Linked DNA regions of Mus musculus: region 2 is linked to region 1. A link is a loop called in an ENCODE intact Hi-C map of the cell type or tissue named here. Cell type or tissue: left cerebral cortex. All regions are shown on one strand. Each heading gives the region's core, and the rest is flanking DNA. Links, peaks and the distances in the headings are about the cores only.

The links. A loop is a pair of places that touch in the nucleus more often than their neighbours do. Peaks named below come from ENCODE experiments on the same cell type or tissue, not always from the same donor. Only the 100,000 strongest peaks of a DNase experiment are listed, where the experiment ranks them.
Region 2: it touches region 1 in a loop (8-fold over the local background); 7 of 42 quality-filtered maps call a loop at or near these places.

The regions. Positions count from the first base shown.
Region 1 is chr11:48,580,414-48,595,312 of GRCm38, reverse strand. It overlaps the pseudogene Gm12181. Among named protein-coding and RNA genes, the nearest start is that of Gm39818, 210 kb to the right of the region's middle. In left cerebral cortex, for the core only: a CTCF peak has its summit at 6,287 (motif pointing right); a DNase peak (open chromatin) is centred at 6,285.
Region 2 is chr11:47,982,065-47,996,963 of GRCm38, reverse strand. It overlaps a transcript of Sgcd not described here. Among named protein-coding and RNA genes, the nearest start is that of Gm23039, 77 kb to the right of the region's middle. In left cerebral cortex, for the core only: CTCF peaks have their summits at 8,476 and 10,214; DNase peaks (open chromatin) are centred at 7,554, 8,082, 8,896 and 9,382; H3K4me3 peaks cover 2,373 bases; H3K27ac peaks cover 1,276 bases.

The DNA.
Region 1 (14,899 bases), core at 4,050-9,049:
CGCTCGGTTCTCCTCCCAGGGGCTTCATGGACCGCATCTGTAGGGTCTCCCACCCGGCACGTGGCTGCGGCTATGCGCCCACTCGGGCCCCAGCAACGGTCTGCACAACTGGAACCCGACTCGCCAGCTTGGCTGTCCTGGAACATGTCTGAGCCCAGAACTTTTACAATTATTATTTTTAAACTAACTCCACTGAAAGTTAGCTATATTCACTCCAGGAATACCGAATTAATGAAAAAATAAAAAGAGCTAATTGCTCTTCACATCTTGGATTTCCTTCTGGTCCTTTGGGTCTCTGTGTCCATAAATAATCATATACACATTTTATTGATATTAAAGACATGTTGCATATATGATTTCAGAACCTCTCCGGTTTATTAAAGTACTCTGTGTTTCTCCCCATAGTTTTACAGCACAGTTTTTACACACCAGGTGGGATTTGTATAGTCAGCTGGCAGTGAGTGGATAATCCCAGTAAGAAATGCAGAGCCACAGATGAGGATCAGTTACAAGACGGGAAAAAGAAGGTGATGCCAGCCACAGAAGACGGAGACCTGGTTTTGACTGAGAGGTTAGGGAAGGGCTTTCTGTGAGAAGTGTCACTTGTAACGGAATCCTCCAGGATGAAGAGGCTTTAGTCAGCGAGAAGAGTAGGGGGTGGGGTTAGAGAAAGCATCCAATCAGAGTGCTACCATGAAATCCTAGGACCAAAAAGAGCTTTCCCAGCTGAGGAGCTAAAAGAAGGGCCCTGTGGCTGACTGGAAGAGGGCCAGGGAGAGGAGCCTGGGAGTGGCAAAGCTGGTGAGGGGAAAAAAAGTCCAGATTCTCCAGGACCATAAAGGTCTAGGCTCCGTGGTCCTAACAGTGCCAGAAGGTACTGAGGGGTTTTAAACAAGGATTGACACAATCATTTAACAAAGATCACACTGACTGAATTGAGGGCTCAGGATGAGGCAGATGGATGCCGAGTTTATCATTAAATATGCAGTCATACAATATGTAGTGGCAACACAGTACTTGAGCTTATCAGCAAGCTGTAATGGTTAGAATCGTTGGGTTAGCATTGTTTTGTTATAATTCTTAAGTTAAGGAGTATCCCTATAGGTGAGTTTACTGTGTGTGTCTGTGATGACGACTGCTGACAGAAGTCCATGGAAGTAGAATCATTGTTGGTCCAGTTGACATATGCAAGTATAAGAACCTTTTCACATACTCCTAAATCGCCCCTAAAAAGGTTATTTAAACTTCAAGTCTCTGAGGAAGGGAAGAAATATATTGATTTCCATACACACTGGCCAATTCTCAACATGATTTTACAAAATTATGTGCTATATTAAGCTAAAAATGAGATCTTATATTTTAATTCTTATTTATTTGATTTACAGTTTACTTTTAACCATTCTGGTCATTTGTAGTTCTTGCATAGCACTTGATTCTATGTGTCTATAATTTTGGACCATTCCTCCACTCTCCTTGAGCTCATAGCTCTTAAAAAAAGAGATTTATTTATATTTTAGATAGTGTGTGTGTGTGTGTGTGTGTGTGTGTGTGTGTGTGTGTGCACTGTTATGCAGATACCCATGAAGGCATTGGGTCTCCTGGAACTAGAGTTATAAGTAGTTGTAAACCTTCTGATATTGACTCTGGAAATCAACTGGCTCCTCTGAAAGAGCAGCAGTGACTCTGAACTAGTGAGCCATGTCCCCAGCCCTAGCTCATAACTCTTGAATATCTTGTCCAGCAAAGGTTTCCTGGCCAGGCTGCCTGTAGTCATGAGGAGGTTGTCCTCAACATTCTGAGATTAAAGTCAGTATCCTAGTAGCAGAAACTTAGATAGAAAAGACAAGAAAATAAAAGGAAAGATCTTAGAGATGGTCTTTCTTCTGCTAATATGCAGCCATCCATCAGTATCTGAAGGGAGTTGATGCTAGATCTTCTGAGTATGCTCAAACCTTTTGTATAAAATGCTGTCATGTTTGCACATAAACTCTGAATATCATTTATGCTTGAATCATCTCTAGCTTACTTACAATGCCTAATACAAAGCAAATGCTATGCAAATAGTTGCTACATTGCATTGCTTAGGCAACAGGAAGACAAAACTTATACGTGTTTTGTACCATCTTTTGAAGTATGATTGAGTTCATGTATGCATAACTTTGATTGCACAGGGGTTGGTTGCATAAGATAACTCTGTATTTTCTGTGTTAAATTGTTCACATTAGTACCACCTGATGAAAGTACAATATATTTAATCCATGTTGGCAATTTTAACCTTTCTAGTAGCACAGTGAAAAATATAGACATTGATGAAAGAATTTTAATAGTTTTTAATTTTTAAAAAGGTTTTAAATGGACAGTTGTAGATCTGTGTTCTGTGTACCACTCTGCCTGCCTCCTAGGAAGACTACTCTAACCCAAGACACACAAGGGAGACCACCACACCAATCTTCTAGACTGCTGGGACCCCAGAAAGCCCAGTAGTTATGGGCTCTGCCCTGCCCTGTTGGAGCATCATCTTCCTTCCAGTCTGCTTAACTATCCTCAACCCACAGCTTTGCCTGCCTGCCAGGAGGCCTGCTCAAACCTGGAACACACAGAGAAACAATGAAACGAACAGATGTTATGAACTAAGTGGATTTGATAGATATCTACAGAACTTTTAACTCCAAAACAAAAGAATATATATATTTTTCTCAGAACTCCATTGAACTTTCTTCACATTTGACACAAAGCCTCAGTAGATACAAGAATATTGTGATAACCACATGCGTTCTATTAGATCACCATGGATTAAGGCTGGACTTCAACAACAACAAAAACAATAGGAAGCCCACATACTCAAGGAAACTGAACAGCTCAATACTCAATTATCACTTGGTCAGGGAAGACATAAAGAAAGATATTAAAGACTTTCTAGAGTTGAATGAAAGTGAAAGCATAACATACCCAAACTTATGGAACACAATGAAAGTAGTGCTGAGAAACATTCATAGCTATAAGTACCTTCATAAAGAAATTGGAGAAATCTCATACTAGCAACTTAATAGCACACCTGAAAGCTCTAGTACAAAAAGATGCAAGCACAACCCAGAGAAGTAGGTGGTAGGAAATAGTGAAGTTCAGGGCAGAAATCGATCAATCAGAAACAAAGAGAACAATACAAAGAATAAACAAAAGTAAGGAGCTGGTTCTTTGAGAAAATGGGCAAGATAGACTAACTCTTAGCCAAACTAACTAAACGACACAGAAACAGTATCCAAATTAATAAAATCAGAAATGAAAAGGGAGACATAACAAAAACTGAGGAATTTAAAAACAATTATTAGGTCTTTTTTCAAAAGCAAGTACTTCACAACACTGCAAAATATAAATGAAATGGATAATTTTCTAGACAGATACCACTTACCAAAATTAAACCAAGATCAGGTAAACTATCTAAAAAGTCCCATAACCCCTAAGGAAATAGAAGCAATCATTAAGAGTCTCTCCCCCCTACCCCCCCCCGAAAAAAGCTCAGGGCATGATGGTTTTAGTGCAGAATTCTACCAGACTTTCAAAGAAGAACTAATACTAATACTCCTCAAACTATTCCACAAAATAGAAACAGAAGGAACACTACCTAATTTATTCTATGAGGCCACAGTTACCTGATAGCTAGACCACACAAAGGCTCAGCAAAGAAAGAGAACTTCAGATCAATTTTACTTATGGACATTGATGCAAAAATACTCATTAAATTTCTCTCAAACTGAATCCAAGAACATACCAAAAATATCATTCACCACAAGTAGGCTTCATCCCATGATGCAGGGATGATTCAATACATGGAAATCCATCAACATAGTCCAATATAAAAAACAAACTGAAAGAAAATATCCACATGATTATTAGATGCTGAAGAATCCTTTAACAAAATCAAACATCCTTTCATGTTAAAAATAAAAGAAATATACAGCAAGCCAATAGCCAACATCAAATTAAATGAAGAGAAAGGAAGCAATCTCACTAAAATTGGAGACAAGGCTGCCTACTCTCTCCCTATCTACGCAATTTAGTACATGAAGTTCTAGATAGAGTAACAAGACAACAAAAGGAGATCAAGAAGGATACAGATTGGAAAGGAAGAAGTCATGGTATCACATATTGATATGATAGTATACACCACTGATCTCCAAAATTCTACCAGATAATTCCCACAGCTGATAAACAATGTCAGCAAAATGGCTAAATATTGAATCACACCTAGAATGGGGAACACAATAGTCATAGGAGGCAGAGGGAGGGAGTGAATTGGGTGGGAGGAGTATATGGGAGGGAAGGATTAGATGTTTGGAGAGACAGGAGAGTTGTCCAGAGGGCCAGGAGAATGAATGGAAATCTTCAGCTGCCAGGGGTTGGGGCGTTGGAGTGATTTTCTAGGAAGTCCCAGAGACCTGGAACGTGGGAGGCTCCCAGGACTCAGTGTGGGTGACCTTAGCCAAGATGCCTAACAGGACATGGAACCTGAAGGGGTCACCTTCTATAGCCAAACATGACCCCCAGTGGAGTGATAAGGACTTCAACCCATCCACAAAACTTTTGACTCGAAATTTGTCCTGTCTAAAAGAAACAAAAGGACAAAGATGGAGCAGAGACAGAAGGATTTGCCAACCAAACTGGCCCAACCTGAGACCTACCCCATGGGCAAGCACCAATCCCTGACATTATTAATGATACTCTGTTACGCTCATAGCTAGGAGACTAGCATAACTGTCTTCCGAGAGGTTCTACCCAGCAGCTGACTGCAACAGATGTAGATACCTACTGACAAACATTGGATGGAGGTCAGGCACTTTTATGGAAGAGTTAGAGGAAGGATTGCAGGACCTGAAGAAGATAGAAGCCTTACAGGAAGATCATCAGGGTCTTCTAACCTGGACCCCAGGGAGCTCTCAGATAATGAGATACAGACCAAAGAACATACACAGGCTGGACTGAGGCACTGGACACGTATGTACAGCTGAGTATCCATGTGTGTCCTACAACAACAGGAGTGGAGTTTCTTCCTAAAGCTGTAGCCTGACTGTGGTATCTGTTCCAGAACAGGGCTTCCTTATCTGGCCTCAGCTGGGGAGGATGTGCCTAATTTGGCAGAGATTTGATGCACCAGAGGGGCCCACACTCTCAGATGAGAGAGGAGGGAGGGGTGGGAAGAGGGACTCCGTGAGGTAGGACCAGAAGGAGGGGATTGGAGGGCAGTGTTTGGGATCTAAATAAATAAGTAATAAGTAATAAAGATTTCAAATGTTTACTTGTATGTATTGTATGTATGTATGTGTGTGTTTTTGTGTCCTACATGAGTGCAGGTGCCCATGGAAGTCAGAGGGGAGTATGAAATCTCTCTCTCTCTCTCTCTCCCTCCCTCTCTTAATAAAATCGCTTGAAATTTATGAAATCTCTCTCTCTCTCTCTCTCTCTCTCTCTCTCTCTCTCTCCCTCTCTCTCTCCCCCTCTTAATGAAATCTCTTGAAATTAGATTCACAGACAGTGTTGAGTTTCATGATGTGGGTACTGGAAATTGAACTCAGGTCCTCTACAAGAGCAGGAAGTGCTCATAACTCCTGAGCCATCTTTTGGGCTGAATAGCATGTCAGTTATTTCAATATATTCACATCTAAACATAATCAATATGAAACTAATAATGATACTTCATAGATGGTTTTTACACTTAATTTTTAAAATCTAATGTGCATTTCACAATTTAAGCATGTCTCAGAGTGGGCTAGCCTCACATCAGGGAGTCAGTGGTCATCTTGGGGACAGTGAGACTGCTGGCCTCCATGACAGTCAGCACGTTGGCATGGTGAAGTGGAAGGTTTGTTATACAACGCATCATTTCTGTGCTGGAGTGTAGCTACGAGAGATCATGCTGAGGGGGTTCCCCTTGTTAGAGCCACATGATTTTTAAAGGGGTGTATGACTGACACAGGACTCTGTCTCCTTTAGTACTGCTCAGTTTAGCTCAGATTGTTCTGAGATAATGATGGATATATGGTATAACAATCTCTCAAAAGACAGAGACGCCAGAGTCAGAGTTGCTTGTTTTACACTGCAGTGATGCAACGGGAAATGATTGACCCCTCCTCCCAGGAAGCAGGGGTAGTTCCCTGGCAACTGTTTCCTGCTATGACGTCTGTCTGTGCGTTAAGGATTTTTTATTCTTTAAGGCAAAACATCCTGTCTCATCTTCAGGAACTTTAATCTTAGTATTCAAGTGGATGGTTGGCACAGTGAGTGGCCAGCAGGTGGAGCCAGAGACAGTCAGTAATCAGGGGCAGCCCTAAGGGGCCGGGATTGAAGCCCAGCATTTGGGACTCAGGTGTTCACATGCTGGAGACTGAATGTGGGAATCTGGTGCATGGTTTTAATCGCTAAAATACCAGTAGAATATTTTCTGCTTTGATATTGTCAAAAGGCATTTTCAGAAAAACAAAAAGACTAAAACCAAGAAAATCTTTGTGAGGTAACTTTGAGGCTTATTGCCAGTAAAGTATATAGAGCATTTCAGTGACAAAAGTTATACTGATTGCATGCTGAACTGTTTTTTTCTTCTTTTAAATTGTCACCCTTCTTTCTCTCTCTCTCTCTTAATTAGATATTTTCTTTATTTACATTTCAAATGTTATCCCCTTTCCTGGTTTCCCCTCTGAAAACTCTCCTTTCCCTCCTCCCTCCCCCTGCTCACCAACCCACCCACTCCTGCTTCCTGGCCCTGGCATTCCCCTATACTGGGGCATAGAACCTTCGCAGGACCAAGGGCCTCTCCTCCCATTGATGACCGACCAGGCCGTCCTCTGCTACATATTCAGCTAGAGCCATGTGTCCCACCATGTGTTTTCTTTGTTTGGTGGTTTAGTCCCAGGGAGCTTTGTGGGTACTGGTTAGTTTATATTGTTGTTCCTCCTATGGGGCTGCAAACCCCTTCAGCTCCTTGGGTCCTTTCTCTAGCTCCTTCATTAGGGACCCTGTGCTCTGTCCAATGGATGTCTGTGAGCATCCACTTCTGTATTTGTCAGGCACTGGCAGAGCCTCTCAGGAGACAGCTATATCAGGCTCCTGTCAGCAAGTACTTGTTGGCATTCACAATGGTGTCTGGGTTTGGTGGTTGTATATGGGATGGATCTCCAGGTGGGGCAGTCTCTGGATGGTCATTCGTTCAGTCTCTGCTCCACACTCTGTAACTCCTTCCATGGATATTTTGTTCCCCCTTCTAAGATGGATAGAAGTATCCACACTTTGGTCTTCCTTTCTCTTGAGTTTCATGTGTTCTGCCAGTTGTATCTTGGGTATTCTGAGCTTCTGGGCTAATAGCCACTTATTGAGTGTTTTAAAAGATTTCTTTTCTTTTCTTTTCTTTTCTTTTCTTTTCTTTTCTTTTCTTTTCTTTTTCTTTCTTTCTTTCTTTCTTTCTTTCTTTCTTTCTTTCTTTCTTTCTTTCTTCCTTCCTTCCTTCCTTCCTTCCTTCCTTTCTTTTTTTTGAATTAATTTTTTTATTAGGTATTTTCCTCATTTACATTTGCAATGCTATCCAAAAAGTCCCCAATACACTCCCCCCCCCCACTCCCCTACCCACCCACTCCCACTTTTTGGCCCTGGCATTCCCCTGTACTGGGGCATATAAAATTTGCAAGTCCAATGGGCCTCTCTTTCCAGTGATGGTCGACTAGGCCATCTTTTGATAAATATGCAGCTAGAGTCAAGAGCTCTGGTGTACTGGTTAGTTCATAATGTTGTTCCACCTATAGGGTTGCAGATCCCTTTAGCTCTTTGGGTACTTTCTCTAGCTCCTCCATTGGGGGCCCTGTGATCCATCCAATAGCTGACTGTGAGCATCCACTTCTGTGTTTGCTAGGCCCCGGCATAGTCTCACAAGAGACAGCTATATCTGGGTCCTTTCAGCAAAATCTTGCTAGTGTATGCAATGGTGTCAGCGTTTGGAAGCTGATTATGGGATGGATCCCTGGATATGGCAGTCTTTAGATGGTCCATCCTTTCGTCACAGCTCCAAACTTTATCTCTGTAACTCTTTCCATGGGTGTTTTGTTCCCAATTCTAAGAAGGGGCACAGTGTCCACACTTTGGTCTTCGTTCTTCTTGAGTTTCATGCGTTTAACAAATTGTATCTTATATCTTGGGTATCCTAAGTTTTTGGGCTAATATCCACTTATCAGTGAGTACATATTGTGTGAGTTCCTTTGTGATTGTGTTACCTCACTCAGGATGATGCCCTCCAGATCCATCCATTTGCCTAGGAATTTCATAAATTCATTCCTTTTAATAGCTGAGTAGTACTCCATTGTGTAAATGTACCACATTTTCTGTATCCATTCCTCTGTTGAGGGTTATCTGGGTTCTTTCCAGCTTCTGGCTATTATAAATAAGGCTGCTTTCTTTCTTTCCTTCTTTCTTTCTTTCTTTCTTTCTTTCTTTCTTTCTTTCTTCCTTCCTTCCTTCCTTCCTTCCTTCCTTCCTTTCTTTCTTTCTTTCTTTCTTTCTTTCTTTCCCCTTCTTGCTCTGGCCCTGCTTACTCTGGCCCAAAGATTTATTTATTTATTATATGCAAGTACACTGTCGCTGTCTTCAGACACACCACAGAGGGCATCAGATCTCATTACGGATGGTTGTGAGCCACCATGTGGTTGCTGGGATTTGAACTCAGGACCTTCAGAAGAGTAACTGCTGAGCTGTCTCTCCAGCACATGCTGAACTGTTAATTCCCAGAGAGGCAGGCAATGAGGGAGGTAATGGCAAAGTGGCAGAGTGGTGCCTTGCAGAGGCTCAACAGCAAAGGAGAGCAGTTAAGCATGGGCAGCTTCAAGGTGAAGGTGCGCCCTTCTGGTTGGGGATGAGAAGGACTTTAGTAAATGATAGGAAAGTGGGAGGGAGATGCTCAGGTTGAACTGAAAGGGCCAACCTCAGGCTAAGGTGCAGATTCTACTTCTTGTCTTTGATGTTTGAAGCCCCTTTTCAGAATTCATGAGTAAGGGTGTTTGTCTCTGAGTGTGTGATGGGTGAGGGCGTATGGGTGTACCTAAGAAAATCCAGTCCCGGCTTGGGGTGTAGCTCATTTGGCATGTTGCTTGCCTAGCATGCATGACGCCTTTGGTTTGATCTCTAGCACCACATAAACCTAGGGGTGGTGGTGGTGCACGCCTGCTACTTTCCCGGTGGTAAGGCCAGGAAGATTAGAATTCAAGGTCATTCTTCATTACATATCAAGTAGGAGGCTAGCCTGAGCTACAGTGAAGCTCTACTGAAAAACAATCAAATGCGACACAAGAACACCCGATTTAGTAGCTTTGAGAACTCATACTATATCAACAAGCTCTCTGTTCTCTAGGCTGAGTCAAAACCACCCCGATGTCTCATGTTAGCAACCGCCACGAGGTCTTAATGCTGTCAGTATGTAAACACCTGTGTTTTTCACTGATGTTTTTCTGACTAGAGACCAGTAGCGGCTACCCTGTTTGGTCAGGACAAATATCCCTATGCTTGCCTGGCATTGATACAGACTTGTTTTTCAGCTTTCCAGAGAACAAATGCAAAAACTCAGGACATGAGTTATGTTAGATGAGATAAAAGGAGAAGTCATCACTTTCTTAAAAAAATGCATGGTACCAAAAGAAAGTAAAACACAATGAAGCTCCCAGCAGGGACTCTGGATTGGAAGCGGGAGAGTGGAGTCTGAGGCCACCCCATGGAAGATTTAATCAGAACCGAGATAGATTTCAGATGCTATAGGATATAGGGAAGGCTGAAAGAGAGGCAAAGAAGACCAAGGCAGAGAAGTCTGAGAATGTGAGTGTCAATTATGAATAGTAATTCTTAAGAAAGATATAGAGCAGATCATAGAGAAAGATCCAAAGGACATCAAAGGAGCCATTCTACAACAACAGGAGAAGAGAAGCTACAAGCTTCCAGGGTGAATGGTTGGTCAGCTTCATGCACTGGAAATTTAATCCCCAAGGCAGCGGTGGGGAGAGCTGAGTCCTTGCAGAGGTGACCAGAGAGAGTGTTTGGGGTGCAGCTCAGCTGCTAGAGTGCTTGCCTAGCTCTGGGTTTGGTCTCTGGCAGAACCTGAACTGGGTCGCCAGTTCTAGTGGCACATGCCTGCAATCCCAGTACATGAGAGGCTGAAGCAGGAGAATCGTAAATTCAAGGTCATTCTGAATTGTATAATGAGGGTGAGTCCAGCCTGGGCTACATGAGATACTGTCTAAAGTTAGGTCACAAGTGAGTAACTCATGAAAGAGTTTTTTTCTTCCCCTTACCCCTTTTCTTTTTCCTGATCCTCAGTAGAATGACATAGTGACAAGTCCTTTGCCAGATGTAGTATCTCTGGTTTCAGACTTTTTAGCTTTCAGATCCATAAGCCAGATGCACTTCTGCAGCTAACAAATTACCCAGCTTGTGGTATTCTGTCATAGCAACACAGACAGAGATTAAGACAGATGGAAAGTAAGTGTTTGCCCAAGTTTTTCAGGCTGACTTAAAATAAGATCTATGCCAAGACCATCCTGGTAAAGATTTTACATTTCAAAAGAAATAGAGAGCTTCCAAACAGAGACTGAGAGAAAACAAAATAGGTGCTTTAAGAGGACAGGAATCGAATTCATCTCGGTCGTCTTGTTTTAGAGATTCATTACTTTCTCTAAGGATGCTTTCATTAATATTCCCGGCTGTTTCTTTTAGGGTTAGGGTGAGGGAAAAGGAAAGAAAGACAGGCAGGAAGAAGCAAACTCTAATAAATTTGTCCTTGAGCTTCTTTTTGAGTTAGTTCTTGAATTCTTTTATTAATGAGACCAAGAATCCCAAACTAAGACTAGAATGTACCCTGTATCAAAAGGTTAGGGAGCTAAGGAAATAGAAACTCAGTAACAAGCCTGCTCCTGGCAGAGAACTGGCTGAGCCTTTTGCTGCCTGGGGACGGGAAACTGAGCCATGCAAGTGCAGATGCTTCATTGTATTTGGAGATGCCCGACATTGTGTTTACAGAGACTTGGAGTATCCTTCTAATGTCAAGTCTAGCTCCAGCCCTCCAGCAATGACTGGTGGGTGGTTTTTCCATCAAGAGGCTGGCCTAGCAAACACAGAAGTGAATGCTCACAGTCAGCTAATGGATGGATCACAGGGCTCCCAATGGAGGAGCTAGAGAAAGTAGCCAAGGAGCTAAAGGGATCTGCAACCCTATAGGTGGAACAACATTATGAACTAACCAGTACCCCGGAGCTCTTGACTCTAGCTGCATATGTATCAAAAGATGGCCTAGTCGGCCATCACTGGAAAGAGAGGCCCATTGGACTTGCAAACTTTATATGCCCCAGTACAGGGGAACGCCAGGGCCAAAAAGGGAGAGTGGGTGGGTAGGGGAGTGGGGGTGGGTGGGTATGGGGGACTTTTGGTATAGCATTGGAAATGTAAATGAGCTAAATACCTAATAAAAATGGAAAAAAAAAAGAAGGGGGAAAAAAAAGAGGCTGAACAGCAAAATCCACAGTAAGGAGAAAGAAGGACTGACTCCAGGGCTTATCCACCACAGCCACTGCTCCAGAGATTCTCCTACACATTCTGACCTGCAGGAATTGCTTGTCACAACACTGTAGATCCAGTTTACAAAGAAGGTAGGGTCAGCCATCTTGGCCAAATTAGATAGGGATTATGAACAGTCAGTTTCAAAGGTTTATTTATTTAAAAATCTTTATTGGGTCTGGAAGATAGCTCAGAGGTTAAGAGCACTGGCTGCTCTTCCAGAGGACCTGGTTCTATTCCCAGCTTCCATGTGGTAGTTCATCTTTAACTCTGCTCCAGGGAATCCAATGCCCTCTTCTGGCTTCAGAAGGCTGTGATGCCAACTGAAGGGAGAACTGTATGGAACAAACAACTTGAACTGTGTTCAGTGTTTGATAAAGTAAGTGTTTCCATTGGGCAGGGAACTGAAGGCTCCAACCTTGGAGCCTTCTGCAGGTACCATGATACACTAAATATTTTAAGTGTGAATGCTACCCAGCTCAATGGTTTTTCTGTTCCCCTTTAGATTCATGCACATTGCCTGCACCTGTCTCTTTTACCTTTGAGTTTATGAGACTTTAATCATTCCTAGGAGTATCCAGATCTTCCCCTCCTCACCTCTGTGTGTGTGTGTTGTGTGTGTGTGCCCATGCACGTGTGCACATGCCTGTGTGTGTATCTTCAGAGGCCAGAGTTTGGCACAGGGTGCCTTCCATTGCTCTTCATCTTACTTTTTAAAAAAGGATTTCCAAACCTGGGACTCACACTGACCAGTAATCCCCACTAATTTTTCTGCATCCTCCATCTGCCAAGGCTGGGTTATTGGTCATGAATAGTCAGAACAGCTTTTATGTGGGCACTGTGGACCCAAACTCAGGCGCTCAGGCTTAAGTAGCAGGCACTTTACTCACTGAGACATCTCTCCAGCCCAAATGACTTGCTCAATACAGTTATCCCTTTTGTGGTGATAACACAGCCCTCAGATCTTGAGCTGGCACTGGATCCCCTAGAACTGGAGCTAAAGATGGTTGTGAGCTACCACGTAGGTGCTTGGATTCAAACCCAATTCTTTGGAAGAGCAGCCATGCCTGTAGGGTCTGTGAGTGGTGATTTTATTAGCTAGCTCTATTTCTAGAAGCTTCCTCTCTAGGAAGGAATGTATCTTTGTGGTTAAGAGCTGGGTTCTGATGTCAGGCTACTGGTCTCATATCCTTTCCCCACCCTTGAGTAGTTTAATGACTTTGGTTTTAAGTGTTATCTGTCTTACATATTTGTTAAAGGGCTTCAGGGAGATGATGCAGGGAAACATACAGCCTTTGTGAAGAAAATGGATGTGACCTGGGTTTAGTATTGCTGTTGCTGCTAGTGCTACTTTGTTTCTGATCCTGCCACTGATCCTCATACTGTAGTAGTCAGAGGTTTAAGATTCTGTAGGTTTTGATGAGAGTTAGGAAACTGAGTGTCTCTGATACAGGTGGCTGTCCAATGACATCTTGAGGAAAATTCCATTGTTTTTAGGATCTGAAAGTTCCCTGGCCCCAGGACCGCTCCCAGCCGAAGGATGAGCATCATCCAACCAGTTTGTGAACGGTGTTCATTCAGCAAACAACACTGGAGACTTTGTTTCTCCTAATTCATTGTTCTGGACATTGCGATAGAGAAATGGGGCCACTGGCTGCACATAGAACATCTAATGTCCCTTGGAAAAGGAAGCTGGTTAGTCAGGTGCTACCAGCAGTACCTAAGAGTTAGTTACATGAATGGACATGTAAACATGCTAAGAAATTTTAACATGTGTTTTGTCATGGGATACTGGTTTTCCATGACCACATAAAACAGTGATTTTATATACTCTATATATTAATAATATAAGTATGTTGTGGGTATGGGGGTGAACAGGAAGAAGTGGGGAGGGAAAAAGTCCACATCCTTCCAGAGTTCCTGTGTTCTGGGCAGGTGGACAAGGGAGGTGGACAAGAGATACTTTCCACTTGGCCCCGGGTGGGTATCTAAAGCACTGACCTCACTCGATGGGGAGTGAACAAGGGGCAGCCCCTGATACCAGGGGCCCCGGGATGATACCCTCAACCCCAGAGTTACAGGAGAGAGGGCAGAGGGAGAGAGGTTCCCATGCAGGCGAGAGTCCTGGTCTGGTCCGTGGCTGGAGCACAGGAAGGCCTTCTGACAGGAGATTAGAAATGGCTCATTAGAGGAAAGTCGATCCCATCGTCCATGCACAGCAGGCCTTGATGAACAGAGACAGTCTATGGTTTTAAAGCTTTATTATAGAAAGACAGGGGGAAAGGAGAGAAGGTGGAAAGAGAGAGAGAGACCATCCATGGCCAAGAGGAGAGAAGGGGGAAAAGGAGAGAGAGAAGAAAGGCTAGAGTAAGAGGGAGAGAGTAAGAGAGATTGAGGAGAGCATGAGGAGAGTGAAAGGAGAGAGTGAGGTGGGGCCAAACAGCCCCTCTTATGGTGGGATTGTTATCTTACTGTTGTTAGGTAACTGGGTGGAGTTCTGAAGGTCAGAAGCTTGGGACATTGTCTACGTGACTACTAGCCACACGCTTCTCCTATGGGGGCTTTGGGGGCGGTAACTTCTACAGGAACCAGGGTTCCAGGAGACATGAGGAACACCTACTGTCCCATGTAGGTGAATTATCACCACTGGGCCTCGGGGTTCCACACCTCAGCTCGACTGGAGACCAAACTGTCTGTGTATAGCCCAGTGCCCCACAGTGTGTATTGAAGAGAAAAACTATTCACTTTAGTTGATGAATTGATCTATATAAGTTTTGAAGTTAGGAAAAATGGGAGACACAGTGGAATTCTTGAAAGTGTTGCAGCAATGATCGAAGCTTAGGAAAGGTTGCAGATTGAGCACATGGATAGCAAGGTTCTTTCATTCAATGTACTTCAATAAATAATAGAGGGCTCCACCTGGGAAGGTGGACAAACCTCACAGGGGAGGCTGTGGGCTTTGTTCCTATTTTCTTTCTATTCAGGCTATGAGAATCATAGAGGAAGAGCACTTGCTGGAGGGGGAGGCCCTCTCCTTAATGCTTCACACAGTTTATCTTCTGTAACTGCCATATGATCCTGTGGGATGGGGTGGATGCTGTCCCATTACTGTAGATGAAGAAATCAAGCTCTCTAGCTACTCTGAGGAGGAAAGATCAGACCCAGGCAGCTCTGTTTTGAGTTCTTTCAGAGTATCCCTGTATCTTGACCTGGCAGGGAGTAAAAAAAAAAGGAAGTAGAATAGCTTGTAGAACTGACTGTATTGTTTATTGTATTTATTGAAACCTAAAAAACCTGGGGACTCTAGGACAAAAGTGTGTATTAACAA
Region 2 (14,899 bases), core at 6,063-11,062, 600 kb after region 1:
TAGTTATAGGAACAGAAATGGTTCAAACAGAGTTATAGCACCAAGGCCCACCATGAAAAGCTAGAAACCTGGAACACACTGCACAGCTTGAAGGTAGGTCACCAGGTTGGATAATATCTTTTCTAGGCAGTTTAGTTAGTTTGAACCTTTTCTAGAGAGCTAGGCTGGTCTATTTCATCCAGGCATTTCAAGATATGTGATAGTCTTCTATACAGTTTGTCTGAGAGTGTCCTTCAGCAGTCTTTATTGCTTATATATGTTTGGGAAGGTAGGGACTTTGTGAATCTCATCATTTTCAGGGATTTCCTGTAGCTATTGAGTTTTCCTTTAGGATGGAATGTTTCTCCCCCTTGCAAACATATAGTATCTTAATGAGTTTCCTTCCAAAAGAACATTCGTTATCTGAGGGAAAATTTCTTCACAGCATTATCCATCGCCGGGACTTCCCTGTGTTCTTTGTAACCATACAGAAGCTATGGAATCCTAGGACAAAGACAGTAGAGGCCACTTGACCCTTCTGTCATATCACACCAAGAGTCCAAGCACATGGCTTACTATGCATGACGCTAACCTTGATCACCTGTCATTGGTAGAGTTTTTCAAGTATGAAGTTTGTGGGTTTTTTTTACATCCTCTTTACACAGTGCATTCTTTGGAAGAAATCACAATGCATTGCTCATTTTTAGGGTATGGACAGTTCCTTGTTAAGGCACAACTATCTATATAAATTATTTGAATATTTTACATGTGTTAAGATCTCATCTTGTGCTCCAAGGCTCTCTAGATTTTGATAGCAATCTGTATTGCCAGTTATGGATTATTACAACACCATACTGAATAGTTTCATTATCTCAAATGTCCTCTGAGCTTCACCATTCAGTTCTCTTCCTGAGAACTACCAGTCAGTCTAACATACATAGCTTGAAAATTTTCCCCCCAGAATGTGACATAGTTGGGGTTATACAGTATGTTGTAGTTTGTAATTTTCCTCCTTTATCAGCATGTAGTTAAGATTTATGCATGCTTTTGTGTTGAAAGCTCATTGCTTTTATATATACATTTTAAAATATTATGTATATTGGTGTTATGCCTGCATTTATGTTTGTGTGAGAGTGTCAGTTCCCCTGGAACTCGAATTATAGTCAACTGTGAACTATCATGTCAGTGCTAGAAATTGAACCTGGGACCTCTGGAAGAGTAGCCAGTGCTCTTAGCCACTGAGCCATGTTGTCAGCTTATTGCTCATTGCTTTTGATAACTGGATACCATGTGTATGCTGTCTGGAATTATTGCTGCTTATCCATTCGCTTGTTGGAGTACATTTTAGTTTGTAAGTTTGGGACAATTGTGAATAAAACCATCCTAAACATTTGACTGCAGGTTTCTGTCTGAAGATAACTTCAAACGAACTGTGCAAACACCTGGGAGTTCAGGTTTTTTTTCCCAAGCACATGCCATGACTTTGCTTAGCTTTCTAAGACACTGATAAAGCTCTTTCCCCCAAAAGAAATACTCATTTTGTAGTTCCACAAGCAGTAGCACCTCTGCTTGACATCTTCACCAACATACTGACATAGTTGGCACAGTCATTGTTTTAGTTGTTTTAAAAAGTGTGCCAGGATTTAGCTAAGTTTCACTTAGTGAACATCCATAGCCAATGTAAAAATGTCATGCAACAAAATCCCAGAGATTTCTGATTGGTTACTTTTGATTGTTACAGCTTTTCTGTAGACAGCACACATTTACCACAGAATCCTGGGACTTTCTTATGTGTTTCCTCTAAGAATGTAAAATACAGAATATTATATCTATGAATTAGTTTTGGGTTGAAGGAAAGAGCTTTTAATCACAGTAACTAGGTCTGGGCTACTTACTACTTTTGGGACTGAGCAAATTATTAACTTAACTTGCTTCATTTTCTTCAGCTTTTAGAATAGAGACAAAATTGGGACACAATAGATAAGGTTATATGAATTTAATGAGTTCCTGTATGGAGAGCAGTGAATTGTACCTGGAACAGGGTGTTCACATATTTATTGTTATTGCTATTACTATATTGATACCTCTAACATTAAGTCTTCAGAGGGCTCTCATATTTTCCAGTCCCTCACATTGGAGCTACACTGGCCTTTTTCATTGAATCATGCCTCATAAAAATAGAATAAGAATATTTCACATTCATTACATTTCTCACAGTGTAATTTCTTCCTACTCTGAAGAGCATGGTTGAAATTGATATCTTCATAGCTAACCTAAGTGCTACAGCTATTGCCTACCTGTGACTTCTTGTGTAACTAATAATCTTTTACATTAACTCAGTGCTTTAGATTTGACTTAAGGCCAGATGTTTCACAGATATTATCTCATTTGCTTCTGAGAGCAGCTTCCTAAAGGAGGCAGGACATCCTTAATGGACCCATGATGTTGATAAACTGAGGTACCTTGCCTCAAATTGCATAATATGCAAGGGGCAGGCCAGGGTTTGATTCAGGTCTTTTGTATTTCCATTCAACACTCTTTCTCAGAAACCAGCTACAGAGTGTATCTTCAGATAGAAGATATAGAAACCTCCTGGGATTGTTGGGTTCAGGGCTGAAGACAAGAAAACTGACTCACTTCAGATACGGAAGCTTAAAAATGGAAGGTTTGTTTTGTGAGCACTCAGGGAGTTGGCCAGTTTGAGATCTGAACCAGGAAACTGTGCAACATTTGTATAGGATGGGAACACAAATGAGGAGGAACAGGGTGGACTGCTGCATTGGGCAATCATGTTCTGACACAAGAGGTCAAGCAAGGAAGTTAACTTTGGTGAATGGGACTTATCTGGGTCACCTGGTTTCAGGGTCCTTGTGACTCAACAGTCAGGTCCCCTCTTGGACTCTGACCTGGAATCCAGAGTGAAAAAGTGACCAAGGAATTGGGAAGCAGCACATAGCCAATTAAGTCAAGACAAGCAACATATATATGACTTGTGTGCCTCAGTTTAGATAACAGGATAAGAGTGTCTTCCTTCTTCATATCATTTACTGGTTAACAGACAAACATGAAAACCTGAAGAAGCAGGATGAGAGTTGGGTTCTGGGGCTGGAGGACATGAACTCAGTTTTGACTCTGCCAGTAAGGTGGAACTGATTCTTGAGATGGCTGATCTCAGAAATCTATCTCCTATCAGGGTATTCAACAGTTCCCATGAATTCTGATCCACATGATCAGGCCTGTAGGGACAGGGATCTTGAAGGGGCTACATATTGTGTTCCTCAGGGTTTTCAACCAATGTCTCCCTGGCTGTCTCTGTCAGGTAGTGTAAACCTTTTTGTAACATCTATACCACTGATCCTAGTGTATTAAAAATGGGAGTCATCCCACTCCTCTTACTTTATGCCTGATTCTGGGGGCTCAGCTTCTAGCTGACTCATTGATACTAGGACTTCACACTCTCCAGTTGTCCAGTGTTGATATTCAGTCAACGTATAGATGATTCTTCTCCCAGGAAAGACTTGGGACTCTGAGACAGCCAGCTTAAAAGATATGAAATTGATGTTCTGGACATCTTCAACCACAGGAGTCTAAGGGCAGAGTTACTATTTCAGTGAGAAAGAAAACAAGTGTAAATACATCAAGAGGAAAAAATGGAAATAGACACACAAATAGATTATAGCTAGACAGACAGACAGACAGATAGATTATAGATAGATAGATAGATAGATAGATAGATAGATAGATAGATAGATAGATAGATAGATCTATAAAATGGATGATTTCACTTCCAAGTCTCAGTCCCTTTCAAAGACTCTGCTTTGGCATTGCCCTCTCCTTATCCCTAGTAACTTCAGTTATTGTCTCTTAACTTTCAGGAATCCTTATGCAAAACTTGCCATTAAGCTGCCCCAGTGCTACTCTCAGCAGGAGTATTAGCTTTCCCTTGTGACTGACTGCTACCACTTAGCTACTTTGTCCATTCTGCACACCAGGGTGTACCCAGAGCATTTAAGTGCATTTCTGCCCTGATGCAAGAAGCAAATGTTCCTTCTAAGGTTCCCCGGCCTTAGCAAGAGGGAGACTCTTCAGGTCTAGGATCTCAACCCTCTTTCTTATCCAGGAGTCTGATCTTCCATCTTCTAGACAGTTTGCTGCTTGAAATCTGCTGTGACTGAGAGGCAAAATATGAGAAGGAAGGAGTTGTGGGGTGGGGGGTGGAGAGAGTGGGGTACTTACTATGAATGTCTGATACATTCTGGTCTAAAGTTGAAGTCATTTAACTTCTATGAGGCTTCCCTTTTCATATGTAAAAGAAAGAGATAAAAATTTTACTATGTGGATTTTTTTAAAATAGAGATTTGAATGAAATGAAGAGAGTCATTTTATGAAATGACATGTGGACATGCTACAGTGCAGGGCCCATAGTAGATATTAAGTAAACCTTATTTACTCCTGCCTTATGAGGCGTTTCACACTCATTCTTCTTTATAACAAGCAGCAACTCCTGTGTCTCTACTGTCTTGTAAAAGGAGCCCTCAAGACACTAAGTCAGTAAGCCAGGGCTCAAAGCCTAGGCTGATAATTTTCTCTCTTTCCTGCTTTTCTTTTAAACTTCTGATAAAAGATCTCAAAACTGGCAGGAATTCTTTTAAAATGAAGACCCTGTGTTTTGGGAATGTGGCTGAATTGGTAGGTTGTTATATAATCACAGTGTGGTAGCACATATCTACAGTCCAAGCACTTAGAAGATGGGCAAAGGAAAGTCAGAAATTCAAGCTTAGCGTGGGTTACTTGAAACCTAAAAAGTATGTGAAATATAACTAAAAACTGAGGGCCTGGGCTACAGACTATTTCCAACGTCTCTATGTGAATATCTATGAGCCTGTCACTCACTTTTAAGTCACACTTTTATGGATATTGAATAAATCATCATATTCTTCACTATAAAGTTCTATGGGCTAGTTAATGATAAGAAATCTCCCATGGTATATGTCCCATGGCAGGGGAAACACTGCTTTCAAAAGAAACCATTTTGATTTCAGGAAAGATAACTTTCCAGGGATCACTACAATCAGAGGGAAATTGCCTCATGTCCTATAGTTAGATATTATTCTTTCCTCCCTGGGTCAGCAGCCTTGTCCCAGGATGATGGAGAACACAGGGAAGTGTAGTTTGAAAATGTCATCCACGAACTCATTTGATTCTGCAATCTTTTGGCTTTTTTTCTTTCTCCAAGGATCCTCACCAGCTATTCAGCTGCTTTCCTTCATACTCAAATCCCCAACCTTTGGAATCGTGTGAAGCAATAAAAGAGAGCTCTATTGGAAAAATTGTTCCCAGTGGACACTATAGTGAACGTTCAGAACACACAATGGTTTGACAGGTGATTTTATTATCCTTCTGCTAGCAGTCCATTGAGGATGATTCTGTGAAGGAGAGTTTGGGGTAACTCTTGGCTTCTTTATCTTTTTCCACCCATTTCAAGCTTTGTCCTCTCCTCCCCCCAGCCTGGCTTCTCTCTGAGTTTTAATCTTTTCCAGACTCCACAGATTGCTCCTCTCCTTGCTGGTTTGCTTAGCCACCACCTTCTACAGAAACCTGCTGTTAATTTATGAGTAGCCTTTCAAAGATTAAAATGTATCTGAATTTTACCCTCAAAGAACTCATATTCTAGTTGCTTTAATTCTCACATTCACCAGTGTAAGAGATGAAATACACACAGGCATAGCCCAAACCCAAGGCAACAGAAATTAATAGCATAGATTGATTTTTTTTTTAAAAAATCATAGTACATTAGATGACAGGATCAACTAGGTCATGATGAACATTAAAAACAAAACAAAACCCATAATCTAAATAGAAAAATATCAGACTGAGTCATATTTAAGGATACATTGCTTTTTTATCTTTAATTTCAATTTAAATTATATGTACAGTGTGTTTGTGTGCATATGAAAGAAAGCAAGGAACAGAGTATAACAGGAAGTGTTTGATACTCTGTACTTCATTAAAAATTTTTAAACACTGGCGAATGGAAGGACCACAGGAAGACATGATTTTCAGATCTATCTAGTGCGTATGTCAGTGAAGATCTGAAATCAACTGGTGTGTGGTTGGCTGGAGAGTCTGGTTTGAGAGCCTGTGAGGGTTCTGTGGCTGCTAGTGGTTCAGGCAGGGGACATACTGCTAAAGGGAGAGACTATCTCCAGGGAAAGACCCCCAAGTAAACTTCCTCTATCTTTGTGAGTTCAGTGCTGACTGACCAATGAGGTAGCAGGGTTTCTTTCCCTGGTTCCAGCTTTTGCTTTCAGTTGATAGCCTAGGTACCTTTTCAAAGTGCTCTTGCTGTCCAGCTCCGTGGTGATGCTTGCTGTATGTGAACCCAAGAGACTGCGGACACAAGAGCACAGCTGTGCAAAGTTGTAATACTGTTTCTGAGGGCTGGGTCTTACTTTCTCATTGTATCCTTCTAGCCAGTGGGGAGCCAGGTGCTTTCTATGCAGAGGACCCTAGCAACAGGGACAGGAAGACTTTATTTTGCTTCCACCTGTCACCTTGCAGCAGGCTTCCACCACCTGCACCCAGTAAGCTGCCTCACCCTACACTTAGTTTCCTCTGACTGCAATCCCCCCCCCACACCACCCCCGTTTTCTCTTTGAGTTTATCTTGTAAGGTCTATACTGACCATCCTTGAATCAAGGGTTCCTGCTTTCCTTTTCCTGATCACAATTCCACCTTGGTTCCCATTGCCTGTCACTTTTTGTCACTTCTCTCTTCTGATTCCTCATCTCTTTAGGATTCTGTGTAAATTCCACGTCTTCCAGAAAGCTTTTCTTAAACTCAGGAGGCATCCTCTCCCTTCTCACCCCTCTCCTTTTCACTCCCTTTTTTGCTGAGCATAAATGGTGTTCTAGCAGGTGTCAGAAGAGCAGAGGGTTGGCAGGAGGAAAACAAACTGGGGTCTGACCAAATCGAATGCACAGGACAGGGTCACACCGTTTGTCTTCTCTGAGTTGAATTTGCTCATTATGGTGAAGATGAGATGGTCTCTAAAAAAAAGCACATGCTGCCCAGTAAATGCTCATTTCGCTAATTTTGATTCTTTATAGGTCTTATTTTCTGTTCCTTCTTTGGCTTCCTTAATTTAATCATGTTTCTTGTTAGCACTAAACTATTACCCATCTTTTGAAATTGCCTTCTAATTTTTAAATTCTTCCACAGTTGGTTGGTTTTGTTTTGTGTCTCTTCTCTACTCTTATGAGGAAAGAACCTGATTTTATGGCTGAAGGAAAGAGGCCCAGGAGAGCCTGACTGAAGGGTTTGAAGAGGCCAGAAGATGCCGGACTGGCTTTCATCTATAGAGACTTTTGGGTTCCTGGGAGGTTCTTCTCAGAGTTGGGGGTCTCTCTAATTATGTGCCAGTTGATTGGAGGGTGTCAGGCCCATCTTGCAAGCCAACTCCCTTCTGTTTGGAAGGAGGTGCCCCTTGGAGTCTGTTGGCTAACGGGAAAAGTGCTTACTCTGGGAGGAAGGCGGGGCAAGCCGGAACAAGCTGTCCCTGGGAACCCGCAGACTCCTTCACTCCTTTTCAGAACCCCATTCTCTTTCAGAGAGACAGGAAGGGGTTCCAAGGGACTTGAATACGGCCCCTTCATAGGAGACCTTGGTGGAGACTCTTAGCTGCTCCGGAGCCGATCCTCCGGAACGGGGCGCCCCTCCCCTCCCCCACACCCCTTGGGCTTTACTCTGGCTCTCTGCAAAGGGAGGGGACAGCCAGGGAGCCCTGTGCATCACCCATCTCTGAGCTGCAGACGAGGAGCCCCGCGCCCTCGGGAACCTCAGCAGCTTGCCCTCGGCTGCGCGGGGGTGAGGGTTGTCCCCGCCGCCCCCACCCGAGGCTCGCCCTCGCTCCCTCTCTCTAGCCCCGCCAGCCGGAGCGCGCACACCGGGGCTCCCGCACGTGGGCGCGCGGGAGGCGGCGGCCGCTGCTGCCCGAACCTGAGCCCGAGCCCGGCAGATCGCCCTCCATGCTGCGGGAGCCGCGGCCGCCTCACGCTCAGCCTCTCGCCCCAGCCGAGCACTGTGAGCAGGCGAAGCAGCGGAGGGGACCCGGCCGGTGACGCGAGCGGCGCAGCGGGCTAGAGCGAGCCAGGCTCCGAGCGAAGGGCGCCTGCTTGCGGGGAGCAGGCAGTCTGGCTGGGTCGCTCGCCCTCAGCTCCTGACAACGCTGAGAGATTCGGGCAGTGCGATGTCCCTGTGCTGCTTCTAGGCGGTGGCCAGGGACGCCTCCTGCAGCTGCTCTGCCGGCACCGGCAGCCCCCAATTCCCTTTCATCCCCAAGTCCTCGGATCGCTCCCGGAGGACGCGCCTGGGCACATTGGGAGAAGCGGGCGCCAAGTCCGAAGTCTGTTCCCAGCACCACCAACTTCCCCGGGAGCCCCTCGGCCCGCTGCAGCCTGCGCCAGCCCCGGGAGCGATGCGCCCCCAGCCGGGCGGCGCGCCCTCTGCCAACTCGCCACCCATGGGATCCACTGCCCTCGGCCGCCCCGCTCAGAGCGCGTAGCTCAAGCAGCGCGGCCCAGGAGAGGAGTGAGAGACACTCAAGGGTTTCGCTGACCCTGCGTGCACTAGACTGCTGAGAACCCCTACAAGAGAAGCATCTACATTTGAGGGTGAGTAGCCCGCTGGTGGTGATGTCCTTTCCCCCCAAATAGCAGTTTTGCAGGGATGCGGGGCAGAAGCTAGAAAGTTGGATCTCTTGCACCTATCCTGGGATTGGCGGCGAACAAAACATTGGTTCCTTATCCTGATTGCCTTCTTTACTAAAACCACGGAGGAGCACTCTTCTCAAGGAGAAACAGGGCTTTTGAGAACAGGTCACCCACTGTTCCCCACTAACGGGCCATTGGGGCTTTTCAGCCTGCCCGCGCGTTCAGTAAACACCCTGCATAAGCGCTTGGAGATCATCTGCTGCTGGGGCGCTCTGGGAGATGATGGGCATCCCCCAGTCTCTATGAAGACGCCAAGTGCACTTCGATAAAGAGAAATTACTGCTGGAATATTAAGAGAGAATGTGGGGAAAAGAGACTGGAGGTACAAAGGAAAGGGAGAAGATGAGGAAGGAGGCTTAGACCTATCAGAAGAGGTGGCTGGAGGAAGAGACATGAGTGCAATGTATTTCTTGCTGAGTCGAGCAACCAGGGTACTTATAACATGATGAAGGTTTGCAGCAGGCTGCTACAGGGCGGGCCGACCTAGTCCAACAACAGGTGGCTTAAGCATGCTTCTTGTAGTTGGGTTCCTGGAGGGGAACCACTCGCTCTCCCAAGGGGCCTTGGCTGGCTCTACCACTTGCATGATAGCATCTGAACGTGGGCAAGAAAATGGGATTTCTGAGTTCCAGCCCAATTTGGGCTGTGGGAGGCATCCAAATGCCTCCTGGAGGAAAACAGCGGCTCCTTTGTGTATATGCCTGAGGTTTCAACATACTAGCAACTGAGGGGCCTTTCAGCTGGACTACGTGGACTTGTGTGGTCCTTGGACCTGAGCCCCGGCTTTCTCCCTTGGTCCCTGGTGATGGGTATTCTCCTTCCCTAGGCTGGGCTGCCAGCCAAATCTTAGTTTTGCTGCTCTTTACTCCACTGATAGGAAGGGAGCATTTCAAGAGTACCAGGAGCTTTGCTGGAGTTCATTCTTTACCTGCCTCTCTCAAACTTTTATTCTGAAAAGTAGACACGGGCAGGTGTGGATGTATGCGTGGTGTGTACAAGTGAGTGTGTGGACGGATCATGTTGGGTAGAAGAAATTAGAGGAAATCAAGGGAGGGGGAGGGAGGGAAGGAGGGAGAGGGAGAGAGAGAGAGACAGAGAGAGAGAGAGACAGAGAGAGACAGAGAGAGACACACACATAGAGAGAATGAGAGACTATACATGTGAGCATCTCTGCATCCCTGCTGCCTAGACTTGGGCTAGGGTATGTTTGCACTTGCACTTTTCTCCTTAACCCACCATCCTTCTGGTTTTCCCAGTGTAAAGAAAGTGCTGTTAGTACCCCACAGCAGCATCTGCTGAAGGTATGCAACAGCTTAATCTCAGTTTGCCCTCATATAGTGTAGAGTTGACCACCTGGGATACCCTTACAGCCGGGAAGATAAACTCTAAAAAGGCCAACTGTTAGAGTGAAAGGTGAGGGTGGAAGTCAGAGAGGAGGAGGATGGCAGGGTGCATATACGCCTATGTGTCTGGAGGGGGCATCATTCAGAGCCTGCATCCCTACCAGGCTCTCTGGTTTTATTTGACTTGTGTTCTGAGGATGTTAGCTGGCTGGCTGGCTTTGAAACTGATGGAGATTTGAGAAGGAAAACTCACCTTAATACACATTTAATGGCCTCTGCCACCGGGTTTTAATGAGACATTTGAACCCTAGAATAAAGTGGGAGGCATTCCAAAATACAAAAGAGCCCTCAAACATTAGCACAGGGGCCCATAATTCCCCTCCTGAAGAGAGTCTTGGCTTTAGGGCTCTTTGCCCTTGCTGCCTCTGTAACTACATCTGAATTTCAGCAGCTAGTTGAAGTTTAGTTTCCCAACAGGTGAAAGCCCTCCACACTCTAGGTCTCTGGCAGGGGATTGCTCATACGGATTAAATAATGAGGTCTCAGGCTTGACTTTTAGCATATGCTTGCTGATTAGCATGGGACCCATGTCTTCTCAGGGACACAGGGGCTTCCATGTTTGACCTGGAGCCTGGCCCTGTCTGGGGTGTCAAAAGGATGAAAGGGCAGTGAGGTATTGTGTGTGATAAGGAGACACAGGTATAGTCAGAAGGAAAACCAGAGAGATCTAGATAGAAAGATAGTGATAATGAGAGAGCCAGGAGAGCAGATATAAGTGCAAGAGAAGCGGGGCAGATATAGAGACAGAGATTGAGAGAACACAGGCAATCCCATAGGATGGCAGGACCAATTATTAGAAATAAAGACAAGGAAGGGGGAAGGAAATGCAACGCAAGAATGGAAGATAAGAAGGTAAAGGAGAAAAGAATAGAATGGGAACATGCAGTGTGGAACATCCAGGTGAGAGAATGGAGGAGACATAGGGAGTGGCCACTCGTGTTTTTTGTATCCCATTTATATTAACCACACTACCATTTTAAGGAAGGTAGCATAACCCAGATCCTTTAGTAACCAGCCTTGGTTAGTACATTTCCCTGGGGAATATATGGATAATTTTGAAATAATATATTGTGTTAGAACATAGCTGCAGAAAGAACATCCAAGTTATGAGGAAACTAGATTCTTGGTAAATGCACAGAAAATGCAAGTGCCTTTGTCTTTACTGAGTCCCTCTTCCCAGAAGAAAGAAAACGCACGGGACAGGAGAATGGAAGTGCTAGAATCTTATCTGACAGCCTATCTCCATCACTGATGATCGGCCCTTTACTCAGAGAGAGTGGAGCCTCTGCAAGTGATGGGAACCACTCCTGTGGGTCCGTGCTCAAGTGGAGACTGGGATGTTCAAATTTAGTGAGTCACCTAGTTGATTCTGAAAAGGGTCATCACTGGACTATCCTTTGAAAAAACTGTGGCATAGACCTCTAACACTTCTCTCTAATTTGCTCCTGGGAGATGCAATTAAGACATCTTTCTTGTATCATACCCTCCCTCAGAAAAGCTAATTTCTTGGGAATATCTCTGGCTATAAGGACAAACCCAAGGAAGCACTCAGCCAGGGTTACCTTTCCATGAACCTCATTAATCACAGGAACTCCGGAGGACAGCAGAGCAGCTCCTCTGATTGACCTTGCCGGGGTGTTTGCAACTAAGGGATACTGGATATTCAGCAGAGTCTGACTCATTCTGGCCATTCTTTATATGCAAAAACAACAACGACAACAACAAAAACAAAAGAAAACAAACAAAACAAAACAAAAACAAAAACAAAAACTCTCAAAACCACCACCACCACCATCACCACCAAAAACAACACCATGGACACTGTTATTACCATTTGCATTTCATGGTGGAGGACTCTGGGACATTATGTAACTTTTCCCAGAGAAACATATCTTTATCTGTAGTTCAGCTAGAAGGCAGAATGGCTGACGTTTGAGGCCAGGTTTCTTTGACTTAAGCCAAGTACTCCTAGATGAAAAGTCCATGAAAAAACTGAGGTAGGATATGCCCAGAAAACCCATAGCCATCTATTGCCAAATGGAGACTTGAACCCAAGTTTTTAGAGTTTCCAGTCTCTCTAGCTTGCCAGTAATGACTATGTGTAGCGCTGAGCACCAAGGTCATATATGCCTCTTAGTCAAAATATAAGTAAGTTCCTGGACCCTCCTAGAGGCTCACTGAATTAAAACATTAGGGCAGAGAGCCCAGAAATCTGTATTTTTAGTCCATGCCCCAAGCCTACATCTGCACAGTACCATTTGCCCCAGTTATTTGAAGCTCTTGGATTCACACAATGTGGAGCCCTTCCAGACAGCTTCAGGAGAACCTCAAGCCCTCCTGCCTTCAGAAAATTTAAATACACAAAACAGTGGACTCTATGTAGCTGGTGGACTGATCAACCACATAAGGAAACAGACTGACTCACTTAAAAATATCAGTGACAGCTCTTTGAGAAGTGCCCCAAACATGTGGGTCTTTGTTACATTTGTGTTTGTCTCCGTTTACCTGCTTGGAAAGCTTATATCAGTGTTGGCATTTATATTCATATTTTATCCAAAATGATATCAAGAGCAGGTCTGAGGTAGCACCGGGTTAGAAGTATCAGTTTGTGTAATGATGCTTTGAGAGAGAAGCATCCATCAACAGCTTTCCCGTTCCCTCTGAGCAGATCGCAGCCTCACTCTGCAGGTAAAAGGAGCTGTCATCCACACTCTGTCTCTCTCTGGCCCACTTAAATTGCTTTCTCGGTGACCTCAACATCTTTTCTGTTCCATTGAAATATGGCCAAAGGTGCCAGACATCTTGTCCGACAAACTATTTTGTCATCTCTCCCTTTTCAGGTCCAAATTTATCTTTTGAATCTGTTGCTTTTAACCCTGACCTCTTATTCAAGGGTGGTAATTGAGCCTTGGGTGGCTGTGATAAGTGACCATGTGGTTCATGTCTTTTGGATAACTGTAGTCATTTGTGAATAGAATGCAAAGCAGAGAATCATTTATATTTACAATGTCTGCATCCTTAATATGCTGGCATTCATTTTCCTGTTTCAAAGATGAAAATGCTGAGAGACATTCACGGCCATGGCTGATACTGAGAGACATGCATGGCTTTGGCTGATACTCAAGTGTGGACAACTTGGGACAAAGCCCATCTTCAGCTTACTTGATAGTACTATGTTGGCTTGTTTATTTAATTTCAACAAAACTTCATTTTGTCTGGAAGTTGAGACAATTTCAGGCTGCCGAGCTTTACCCTCCTACATGGCCAAGGCACCCAGCGAAGGTCTGATCTTCCCTCTAGCTAGAACTGTCAGGATCCAGGTGGACATCAGTCACTTGGCAGGCTCTAGTTAACCCAGGATAAAAGTGCCAGCAAAGACCGTAAGCAACTTGTCTGAGTTATGTACATCCTAAAACTCTGAGCTTACATCCTTCTGTCTAAACTCACCTACCTTCTGTGGCTCTGATACAAATGATTGCATCTTCCTTAATTTTTAAGGCTAAGTGCTGATTTGCATTTTCATAAAACCTATAGTGTGGACTGGCCAATAGAACAGCGGCGATCGTTTGAGATGTTTGGATTCTAGTTAAGTGGTTAAATTGTCTCCAGATAGTTGCTTTGAGTTCCCAAGAGTTTTCAGGGATTAGTCCCCTACTGTTATTTCTTGGCTGAAATATTAAAGCAAGAATACTCCTTATTTGGGAAGCTCTCCTACAATTCCTCCCAGGATTGTGTTAAATGTCTACAAAATAGTATGCATTGAAATGGTAGTATATTTTATTTCTTTGTATCTGATGCTGACTCTCTATATAAAATTTACTTACCTACTTATTGGAAGTTGTTCTGGCAGCTTCAGAGCCATGTCTGGCATGCAGAAGGTGTTAAAAAATATTTGAATGGCTAAGTGAATTTGAGCTAATTCTATGTGGCCTAGAAAAAGAAGTGTCTCTTGTCCTTTACCACTAAAAGAAGAACAATATGAACAATGGGAATCCACATGCAATGTATTCCAGGAGACAATCTTATTTACCTAGAAGAATCAGAGGTAGGTAGGAATGGGTGAGGGGTGGGAACAATAACATCAGTAGCTGGTGATTAACTACTGTGGTAGCTTTGGGCAAGTTCCATTTTGATGTTGCTTAAGATGTAATTAGAAGGGACATTCTGATTTATAAGTTAATGTGATTTTATCTGTACTTTTAATTAGTTTCTCAGAAAGACACTTTTGTTTCTGAGCTAGAAAGTTTTTGAAATTAATAGAATTCTGGAATGATAGTGAAGTTTAGAGATGAACTGGTCTTAACAGCAAGATGGAGAAAGGAAAAAAAAAATCCCTGAGGTTCGGGGAAGAAAAGGGGCTTGCCTGAGGCTGCTCAGCAAGGTAGCCTCAGACTTAGTGTGAGAGTTGGTGTTTCCTGGCTGCTATCCCAGGAAAACTGAAAAGGACTAACACATCTATGGCCAGCTGCTTACTTGCACTGACTATGCATGTGAAAGCTGCAGCCCATACAGCCTGCTCCCTGCAAAATTCTGAGATACTATTCTCTGGAAAAAGGATTAAGCAAAGCAGCTCCAAAAGGCTTTCCCACTGTAGACTTCAAATGTTGAAGAGGCTCATGGGAGACCTTTTTGGCAGATGATATGTTAGTGAGACCTTATATGGTTGTTTGGAGTCATAATGTACAAGAAAAGAACAGGGACAGGGACCTTCCCATTATGGCATGTGTGTGATGCTTGAACAGTGGA